Linked DNA regions of Homo sapiens: region 1 is linked to region 2. Evidence: read pairs that join two places in POLR2A ChIA-PET (ENCODE). Cell type or tissue: MCF 10A. All regions are shown on one strand. Links, peaks and the distances in the headings refer to the core of each region. The heading gives the core; the rest is flanking DNA. Region 1 overlaps NCOA3 (nuclear receptor coactivator 3). Region 2 overlaps LINC01754 (long intergenic non-protein coding RNA 1754).

Region 1 (5,380 bases), core at 233-5,232, 170 kb before region 2:
CCACGCTGGTCTCATGGAGCTAAAGGGATCCACCTGCCTTAGCTTCCCCAAGTGCTGGGATGGAGCTACCCACCAGGCCACAATAAAGTATTTTTTTAATTAAGGTATATACATTGTTTCTTTAGACATAATGCTACTGCACACTTAACAGAATGGAGTGTAAACATAACTTTTTATCTACTGGGAAACCAAAAAATTAGTGACTCATTTTATCACAATATTCATTTTATCACAATGGTCTGAGGTATGCCTGTATTTTTTTTTCTTCTACCATGTGAACTATTCCAAAGATAACAGAAAAAAAGTACAGACTTACAGTAGCTGCCTAGCTTCTTGCCACGGTCTGGCACAACGGAAGTGCCATCATTCCTCCCTGGTTTTATTCAAGTACCCAATGCATTCCTCACTTGTCAAGGAAAGTAAACTCAACTGGAGCCACAGCAGCTTGTTGCCTGGTCTTCTTCCAGGACCAATGCAGCTTCTGTGCCAAAAATAGAACTTGAAAGGAAATACTGACTATAAAACAAAAGCAAACAAAATAGTGGCCTGTATGTCTTCTTGCTCTGCCAGAGTTGTTTTTAACAAAAGACTTAAAAGCCACCAGGTATGGTGGCTCATGACTGTAATCCCAATCCTTTGTGAGGCTGGAGGAACACTTGAGGACAGGAGTTCAAGACCAGCCTGGGCAACACAGAAAGACCCCATCTCTACAAAAAGAAAGTAAAATAATTGGCCTGGCACGGTGGCTCACACCTGTAATCCCAGCACTTTGGGAGGCCAAGGTGGGTGGATCACCTGAGGTCAGGAGTTGGAGACCAGCCTGGCCAACATGGTGAAACCCCGTCTCTACTAAAAATACAAAATATTGGCCGGGCACGGTAGCATGTACCTGTAATCCCAGCTACTTGTGAGGCTGAGGCAAGAGAATCACTTGAACCCAGGAGGCAGAGGTTGCAGTGAGCCAAGATCATGCCACTGCACTCCAGTCTGGGCAACAACAATGAAACTCAGTCTCAAAAAAGAAAGAAAAGAATTAGCCAGGTGTGATGACATGAACCTTTACTCCCAACTACTTGGGAGGTTGAGGTGAGAGGATCACTTGAGCCCAGGAGTTCGAGGTTGAGTGAGCTGTGATTGCACCACTGCACTGCACTCTAGCCTGGGCCAATAGTATAACATCCTAGCTCTTTAAAAAAAAAAAAGAAAGAAAGAAAAGTACTCAAATATTTTATGTTACATCAAACAAAACAAAGTACAACCGAGTGCAGTGGCTCACACCTGTAATCCTAGCACTTTGGGAGGCCGAGGCGGGGGGATCACAAGGTCAAGAGATCAAGACCATCCTGACCAACATGGCGAAACTCCATCTCTACTAAAAATACAAAAATTAGCTGGGTGTGGTGGTGCACACCTGTAGTCCCAGCTACTCGGGAGGCTGAGGCAGGAGAATCGCTTGAACCCAGGAGGCAGAGGTTGCAGTGAGCTAAGATCACATCACTGCACTCCAGCCTGGTGACAGAGCAAGACTCCGTCTCAAAATACATACATACATACATACATACATACATACATACATACATACATACATAGTACTATACCATGTAAACTGTTAGTACTAATAGTACTTTTTTAAATTTCTTCTTTTTCTTTTTTGACAGTCTTGCTATGTTGCCCAGGCTGGCTTCCAACTCCTGGGCTCAAGCAATCTTCCTGCCTCAGTCTCCCAAGTACTCAGGACTACAGGTACACGCCACTCTACCCAGCTATGCTTACTCTTTAAAAAGCACATTAGGGCTAGGCGCAGTGGCTCATGCCTGTAATCTCAACACTGTGGGTGGCCAAGGTGGGTTAACTGCATGAGCTCAGGATTTCAAGACCAGCCTGGGCACACGGCAAAACCTGTCTCTGCAAAAAATACAAAAATTAGCTGGGCATGGTAGCACGTGCCTGTGGTCCCAGCTATTCTGGAGGCTGAGGTGAAAGGATCGCTTGAGCCCAGGAGGTTGAGGGTGCGGTGAGCTGAAATGGCACCACTGCACTCCAGCCTGGGAGACAGAGCAAGACCCTATCTCAAAAATAAATAAATAAGGTGATATAGATAAGGGGGAAGAAGAGGGAGAAGAAAGTAATTTCAGGTCTGGGAAGGGCTCTCCTAAGATACAACATTTAATCCAAGAGCTAAAAGGAACCAACCACACGACTGTTCCAGACAGATAGCGCTATATAATGGTGGATTTCATTATTCATGTTAATTATAGTTAATCAATTAACTATTTTATTATCATTATGTCCAATAGCCCCAAGCTTCTTCCAAATTCCAGCTTGGGACTCACACTGTAGACCAATGAGAACTGGGAACAAAAAGGGAGGGGTGGGAGAAGTCAGCCACAGTGGCTCACGCCTGTAATCCTAGCACTTTGGGAGGCCGAGGCAGGTGGATCACTTGAGGTCTGGAGTTCGAGACCAGCCTGGCCAACATGATGAAAGCCCATCTCTACTGAAAATACAAAAATTAGCCAGAAATCGCTTGAACCCGGGAGGCAGAGGTTGCAGTGAGCCAAGATCGTGCGACTGCACTCCAGCCTGGGCAACAGAGAGAAACTCAGCATCAAATAAAAAAAAATTTTTAAATGGTGGGAGAGGGAATGACATGCTTCATTTTTAAACTTAGGTTTAATGGTGTCAATGAAAGAACCATACAAAGCTAGTATACAACATCACTTTTAGGAAGTATAAGAAGTTAGTGGATGGTCATGGGAGTATTATCAAAAATAATGCTTGTTCCAATGGATCTGGAAGGAGGAAAAAAAGATTCAAATCCCAGCTGTCCTAATTACTAGCTATGTTACCCCACCTCCCTCCTCAGTTTCTTCCTTTTTTGGAACAGGGTTTCAGTCTGTCACCCAGGCTGAGGCTGGAGTGCAGTGGCATGACCAGAGCTCAAGGCAACCTCTGCCTCCCAGGGTGAAGTGATCCTCCTGCCTCAGCTTTCCAAGTAGCTGGGACTACAGGTGCATGACACTATGCCCAGCTAATTTTTGTGGTTTTAGTAGAGACAGAGTTTCACCATGTCACCCAGGCTGATCTCCAACTTCCTGGGCTCACGCGATCTGCCCACCTCAGTTTCCCAAAGTGCTGGGATTACAGATGTGAGTCACTGTGCCCAGCCCTGCCCTACCTATCTAAAACAGCAGGGCAGTTACAAAGACTAAATAATCGAGATCCTCCCTACCAGTGACACTGCCTCTGGATAAGGGAAAGCCATGTCTCTGAGAGTAAAAAAAACATACAGCTCAGCCACTCATTAAGAGAGACATCTGGGGCCAGGCACCGTGGCTCATGCCTGTAATCCTAGCACATTGGGAGGCCGAGGCAGGCGTGTGACTTGAGGTCAGGAGTTCAAGACCAGCCTGGCCAACGTGGAGAAACCTCGTCTCTACTAAAAATACAAAATTAGCCAGGCATGGTGGCACATGCCTGTAATCCCAGCTACTCTGGAGGCTGAGGCAGGAGAATTGCTTGAACCCACGAGGCAGAGGTTGCAGTGAGTCGAGATCGTGCCACTGCACTTCAGCCTGGGCAACAAGTGTAAAACTCCTTCTAAAAAAAAAACCACCACCCTATAGTTAAGTAACAGAAAGAAAACATCTCTGGTGTATAAACAAACAAGGAATTAAAGTTTAGGATACATAGGAGCTTTACAAATTAGAAAAGACAATCTACTAAGAAAAACAGACAAGAAAAGACAATCTACTAAGAAAAATGGACTAAGAACCAGAGTAGGCAATTCACAGTAGTACAAATGACCAGCAAACACATGAAAACGTGCACAACCCTTCCAAGCATTCAGGAAATGTAAAATAAAGAAAATGGTATTGTGGCAAAAATTAAAAACTTTAAATGCATATATCCTTTAGACTCAACAAGTCCATGGCTAGAAATACAGCACAAGTACATCAAGATACAAAAGATGTAGATACCAATTGGGGTTTTAACAAAGATGAAAAATATAACAAGGATATTCACTACAATATTCTACCTAAAAAAAAAAAAAAGAGGAGAAATAAATAATGACCATCAATAGGGGAATATAAACTCCAACTTGATGCAAGCTCCTTGAGGTGAGAGATTTCAGTTTGTTCTGTTTGTTGAATATATCCCCAGTAACTTGCACATGACAGGTACTCAATAGTTCTTTGCTGAATTAACAGATGAATGACTAAATAAAGGACATCCAACAACAGTATATTACATAGCCATTGAAAATAATGCAGTAGATGTCCATATACAATTACCTAAAAGGATGCCCATGCTACAATAATTGAAAAAAAAAATGCAAGCAAAATAACATGATTGTTTTAATGTGTGAGAACAATGTTTATATAGATGTATCTGCTCATACTTGGGGAAAAAAACGGAGAAAGGTGCATAAATTTTTTTTTTTTCGTTTTTTGAGACAGGGTCTCGCTCTTTCCCCAGGATGGAGTACATGGCTCACTGCAGCCTCACCCTCAGGCAGACTCAAGCAATCCTCTTGCCTCAACCTCCCAAGTAGCTAGGACCACATGCGCATGCCACCACACCTGGCTAATTTGTGTAGTTTTTGTAGAGACAAGATTTCCTCATGCTGCTCAGGCTGGTCTCAAACTCCTGAGTTCAAGTGATCCTCCCACCTCAGCCTTTTTCTTTTTTCTTTCTTTTTTTTTTTTTTTTGAGACAGAATCTCGCTCTGTAGCCCAGGCTACAGTGCAGTGGCACCATCTTGGCTCACTGCAAGCTCCGCCTCCCAGGTTCAAGAGATTCTCGTGCCTCAGCTTCCTGAGTAGCTGGGTCTACAGGCGCCTGCCACCACGCCCAGCTAATTTTTTTATATTTTTAGTAGAGATGGCATTTCACCACGTTGGTCAGGCTGGTCTCGAATTCCTGACCTCAGGTGATCTGCCTGCCTCAGCCTCCCAAAGTGCTAGGATTACAGGCATGAGCTACTGTGCCCAGCCATGCCTCAGCCACTTAAACTGCTGGGATTACAGGCATAAGCCATCATGCCCAGCCTGCACTCAAATTTAATATGCAACTGAATTGAGGGCATGGTTTAATTACTGTACCATTTTTTTCCCTTTTTGATTTCTTAGAGCAGTTTTAGGTTCACACCAAAATTGAGACCAAGTACAGAGATAGCCTATCTATTCCTTCTACATATGCATCTCCTCCCCCCATCATAAACATCCCCTATCAGAGTGGTGAGTTTGTTACAACTGGTGAAACTACACTGACACATTATCATCACCCAAAATCACTGACTTTTAAGTGGTAAAATGACAAATAATTTTGTTGTAATTTTTAAATAAAACAAAAATGATGCCACCAAAAAACTTTTTAA
Region 2 (5,380 bases), core at 79-5,078:
ACCACACCCGGCTAATTTTTGTATTTTTAGTAGAGATGGGGTTTTGCCATGTTGGTCAGGCTGGTCTCGAACTCCTGACCTCAAGTGATCCTCCTGCCTCGGCCACCCAAAGTGCTGGGATTACAGGTGTGAGCCACTGCACCTGGACTGAACACTGGTAATTTTAAAATGAAATACATTTATTACTTTTTACAAATACTCAAGTAAAAGACCAAAAAAATTCAAATTTAATTTTAATTTAAATCATTGTAAGATGTATGGGATTAATATCCACACTCAGGATTTCTCAGTACTCACTTTTCATAAAAATCAGCTCAAAATAAAACATACCTAGAAAATTGCAGAATAGAGGGTCCTGTGGTGCCTATCTAGTCTCTATTCCTCTAGGGGGAATGTAGTGGGGTCTTAAGATACCCTCTTGGCTGGGTGCAGTGGTTCACGTCTGTAATCCCAGCACTTTGGGAGGCCGAGACAGCCAGGTTACTTGAAGTCAGGAGTTCAAGATCAGCCTGGCCAACACATTGAAACCTTGTCTCTACTAAAAACACAAAAATTAGCCAGGCGTGGTGGCGTGTGCCTGTAGTTCCAGCTACTCGAGAGGCTGAGGCAGGAGAATCACTTGAACCTGGCAGGTGGAAGTTGCAGTGAGCTGAAATCATGCCATTGCACTCCAGCCTGGGTGACAACAGCAAAACTCCACCTCAAAAAAAAAAGATACCCTTTTAGAGCCAGGCGTGGTGGCTCACACCTGTAATCCTAACACTTTAGGGAGGCCGAGGCAGGCAGATCACCTAAGGTCAGGAGTTCGAGACCAGCCTGGCCAACATGATGAAACCTTATCTCTACTAAAAATACAAGAATAAGCCAGGTGTGATGGCCGGCGCCTGTCGTGATCTGATTATCTGAAAGCAAAAGGAACAAAACTGGAGTGCAATGAGTGAATGAGCTCACATGTGTCTTGTTTAGCCTTAGAATTCATATTTAGCAAAATAAGTAAGCCTGTGCTCCTCACCTGAACTCCTGGATAACTCACTGTGGATATTTACACATCACTGGGTAGCTGTCTGTCATGTCTCATTTATTCCCACACATGGGCTCATTCATTCATTCAACAAACATTTGCAGACAGCCCCTTCTCTGCTGTGCTGCCCTTTGCTTTCATGCAGTGTATCTTCATACTTTCTCTAATAAGTCTGCCTTTCTTTACCAAAAAAAGAAAAAACAAACATTTGTCCTATGACCTACTGTATGCCTAGCACCAGGATGGGTGGGGTTAGTCTGACTTCTTTTGAGTGACCTAAGCCCAACTCAAATTGGCTTGTGTAAAAAAGAATTTGGCTGGGTATGGTGGCTCACGCCTGTGATCCAGCACTTTGGGAGGCCGAGGCAGGTGGATCACTTGAGGCCAGGAGTGTGAGACCAGCCTGGCCAACGTGGCGAAACCCCGTCTCTACTGAAAATAAAAAAATTATCTGGACATGGTGGTACACACCTGTAATCCCAGCTACTTGGGAGGCTGAGGTAGGAGAATCACTTGAACCTGGGAGGCAGAAGTTGCAGTGAGCTGAGATTGTACCACTGCACTCCAGTGTAAACGACAGAATGAGACTCTGTCTCAATAAATAAATAAGGAATTTATTGGCTTATGTAACTCTATGAAACTTATGTAACTTATAAAAGCTCTAGTGCAAGTCGCCTTCAGGCATGGTTGGTTCTCACAGTATGAGAATTACCCTCACTCTTCATCTCTCAGCTATACTTTCTTCTGTGGAGGCCTGCTTCACCCTCAGGTAGCTTCTACCCTGAGATCATAGCAGTCTTGGCCTCTACCCACTCTAGCTTAACCACCCACAGAGAAAGGGAAAGCCCTTTTCCCAACAGTTCCAGTGAGAGTCCTGACCTGGCTCTAATTTGATTCAGTTTGAGTCACATGCCTTCACTGGATTGATTGGGAGGTGCTAGATGGTTGTTGGCCAGTGTGTCATCACCTGGTCACACCAGTAAGTAAGAGATTCAGTCCCATCTGAATCACGTGGATTGAGAATGACGGAAAAGGTAGTTTCCCAAAAGAATGCTAGGGCACAGTGACCAAAAAAAGAAGAATGGATGCTGGCCATGCAAAAAACAACAGATGTCCAACTATAGACATGACAAAAATGAATAAAATACCTTTTATGGGACTATAGAACCCCCACATGCACCTGGCAGGAGTGTGGGCTGGCAGCTGCTATGTGGGAGAGCAACCTGGCAGTGTTTTGCACCCACATAGCCTATGCCCCGGCATCTCCTTCCTGGGGAGAAGAGGCAGTGATGTGTGTGGAGGCGGCCATATGGGGGCCATTGCTAGGAGAGTACTTTGGTAAAATGTGGTGAATGCACAGAAGATGGGGAAGCCGAAGAAATGGACTAGATATTTACAGAGACCCGTGTTGAGATCTTCAAAACAGAGTGAAAACAAAAACCAAAGAACTCTGTAACAGGAGGCTATTTGTGTAAATGTAAAACGCATGTCATGGTGAGTAATCAAGATAGCGTTGCCCTTGGGGGATGTGACTAAAAGGAAGCACAGAGCTGCCCAATTAAATAATACATTTCCCAGCTTTCTTTGCAACTAGGCGTGGCCACATGACAAGGTTCTGGCCAATGGGATGGGAACAGAAGTAATGCAGGCAACTTCCTGGACCAAGACCATAAATGGAAAAGAGAGTGCCCTCCCTCTCTCTTCCTTTCTTTCCTGCAGGAGCTGGAGTGACTCTCTTGGTCCCTAAGGTGGAAGCCATGTGTTGAGGACACTGAGCAACAAGATAGGAGGAGCCTGGGGCCCAGCCAGAGAACAGGAAGCCACCCAAATAGCTCTCAACCCCTTATAGATGGACTACTAAATGGGAAATAAAGTAGACTGTTCTCTCTTGATCTTTGTACAGAATCTATGTGCTAACTAATATAGTGCTCACTGGGAGGCTGAGACAGGAGGATAGCTTGAGCCCAGCTTGAGCCCAGGAGTTCGACACCAGCCTGGGCAACATAGCAAGACCTCGTCTCTACTTAAAAAAAAAAAAAAATTAGCGGGGCATGGTGGCACGTGCCTATAGTCCCAGCTACTCGGGAGGCTGAGGCAGGAGGATGGCTTGAGCTCAAGAGCCAGAGGTTGTAGTGAGCTAATATCACACCACTGTATTCCAATCTAGGTGACAGAGACCCTGTCTCAACAAAATAAAACAAAAAAACCATAGTGCTCAATAGGTTGATATTATCATGACTTTCTCCTCAGTTGTCATTATGATGATGATTATTTTATTGACCTAAAGCATTATGTACAGTTCAGCAAAGTCTTGTGGTGCCTTAACAAACAATGGAGGCAGTAACCCTTAGAGTTCTTGAGTTGCAGGTGTAGGAAACCACTGCTGACTCAAGTAAAAATATTGGTAGAATATGGTGTAGCTTATTGACTCAAAAGAAAGGCTGGAGGCCTTGTGTGGTGGCTCATCCCTGTAATCCCAGCACTTTGGGAAGCCAAGATGGGCGGATCACCTGAGGTCAGGAGTTTGAGACCAGCCTGGCCAATATGGCGAAACGCTGTCTCTACTAAAAATACAAAAATTAGCTGGGCGTGGTGGTGCACGCCTGTAATCCCAGCTACTAGGGAGGCTGAGGCAGGAGGATTGCTTAAACCTGGGAGGCAGAGGTTGCAATGAGCCGAGATCACACCATTGCATTCCAGCCTGGGCGACAGAGTGAGACTCCGTCTCAAAAAAAAAAAAGGCTGAAACTAGGCTTCTGGAAGGCTAGGATCTGAGGCAAGTCCTGGAATCCAGGTGACAGGAACTCATCAGCATTGGAGTAAAAGAGATATTCAAAACAGAGTGAAGAGTAAGTATAAATAACAGGAGGCTGGCTGGGCGTGGTGGCTCACGCCTGTAATCCCAGCACTTTGGGAGGCCGAGGCGGGTGGATCATGAGGTCTGGAGATCGAGACCATCCTGGCTAACATGGAGAAACCCCATCTCTACTAAAAATGAAAAAAAGAAATTAGCCGGGCGTGGTGGTGGGCGCCTGTAGTCCCATCTACTCGGGAGGCTGAGGCAGGAGAATGGCTTGAACCTGAGAGGCGGAGCTTGCAGTGAGCCAAGATCGCGCCACTGCACTCCAGCCTGGGCAACAGAGCGAGACTCGTCTCAAAAAAAAAACAGGAGGCGGCCGGGCGCGGTGGCTCACGCCTGTAATCCCAGCACTTTGGGAGGCCGAGGCGGGTGGATCATGAGGTCAGGAGATCGAGACCATCCTGGCTAACAAGGTGAAACCCCGTCTCTACTAAAAATACAAAAAATTAGCCGGGCGCGGTGGCGGGTGCCTGTAGTCCCAGCTACTCGGGAGGCTGAGGCAGGAGAATGGCGTGAACCCGGGAAGCGGAGCTTGCAGTGAGCCGAGATTGCGCCACTGCAGTCCGCAGTCCGGCCTGGGCGACAGAGCGAGACTCCGTCTCAAAAAAAAAAAAAAAAAAAAAAAAAAAAACCGGAGGCTATTTGTGTAAATGTAAATCGCATGTCACGGTGAGTAATCAAGATAGTGCTGCCCTTGGGGGATGTGACTAAAAGGAAGCACAGAGCTGCCCAATTAAGTATTACATTTCCCAGCTTTCTTTGCAGCTAGGCGTGGCCACATGACAAGGCCACATGTGGATGTGGGGCAGAGTGGACAGGGAGGTTGTGTTTGCACAAAAGCATCTACCTGTGATGTTTAAGTTGAGATGGATGAAAAGAAACTGGCCATGTGCAGATACTGGAAGAGAGAATCCCACGCAATATGCCATTGGAAAGGAATCTTAGTTTGAGAAATTCAAGAGGTGCCAGTGGTGGGGGTGGTGTGGGCGTGGCAGGGGATAGACTCTTGGAGAACAAAATGATGAAGAAGGCAGAGAATGTATGAGATGAAATCAGAGGCCAGGAAAAGATCATGGAGGAACTTGGAGGCCACTGAAGAGAGTCTGGGGCCAGGCACAGTGACTCATACCTGTAATCCCAACTCTTTGGGAGGCTGAGGCCAGAGGATTGCTTGAGCTCAGGAGTTCAGGACCAGCCTGGGCAACACAGGGAGACCCCCATCTCTACAAACAAATATAAAAATTAAAAAATTGGCCAGGCGCAGTGGCTCACACCTGTAATCCCAGCACTTTGGGAGGCCAAGGCAGATAGATCATGAGGTTGGGAGTTCAAGACCAGCCTGGTCAACATGGTGAAACCCCGTCTCTACTAAAAATACAAAAATTAGCCAGGCATGGTGGCAGACACCTGTAATCCTGACTACTCTGGAGGCTGAGGCAGAGAATTGCTTGAACCCAGGAAGCAGAGGTTGCAGTGAGCTGAGATCATGCCACTGCACT

The links. Peaks named below come from ENCODE experiments on the same cell type or tissue, not always from the same donor. Only the 100,000 strongest peaks of a DNase experiment are listed, where the experiment ranks them.
Region 1: POLR2A ChIA-PET joins it to region 2 with 5 read pairs; 2 of 35 experiments call an interaction of 5 or more read pairs at or near these places.

What each region holds. Positions count from the first base shown.
Region 1 is chr20:47,563,222-47,568,601 of GRCh38, reverse strand. The region is part of intron 1 of NCOA3 (nuclear receptor coactivator 3); the gene reads right to left. Among named protein-coding and RNA genes, the nearest start is that of NCOA3, 64 kb to the right of the region's middle. In MCF 10A, for the core only: no CTCF peak of the experiment used is centred there; a DNase peak (open chromatin) is centred at 3,121.
Region 2 is chr20:47,389,458-47,394,837 of GRCh38, reverse strand. All of the region lies in intron 2 of LINC01754 (long intergenic non-protein coding RNA 1754), which reads left to right. Among named protein-coding and RNA genes, the nearest start is that of LINC01754, 20 kb to the left of the region's middle. RefSeq lists enhancers at 2,021-2,070, 2,331-2,520, 2,691-2,820. In MCF 10A, for the core only: no CTCF peak of the experiment used is centred there; DNase peaks (open chromatin) are centred at 1,967, 2,607 and 4,607.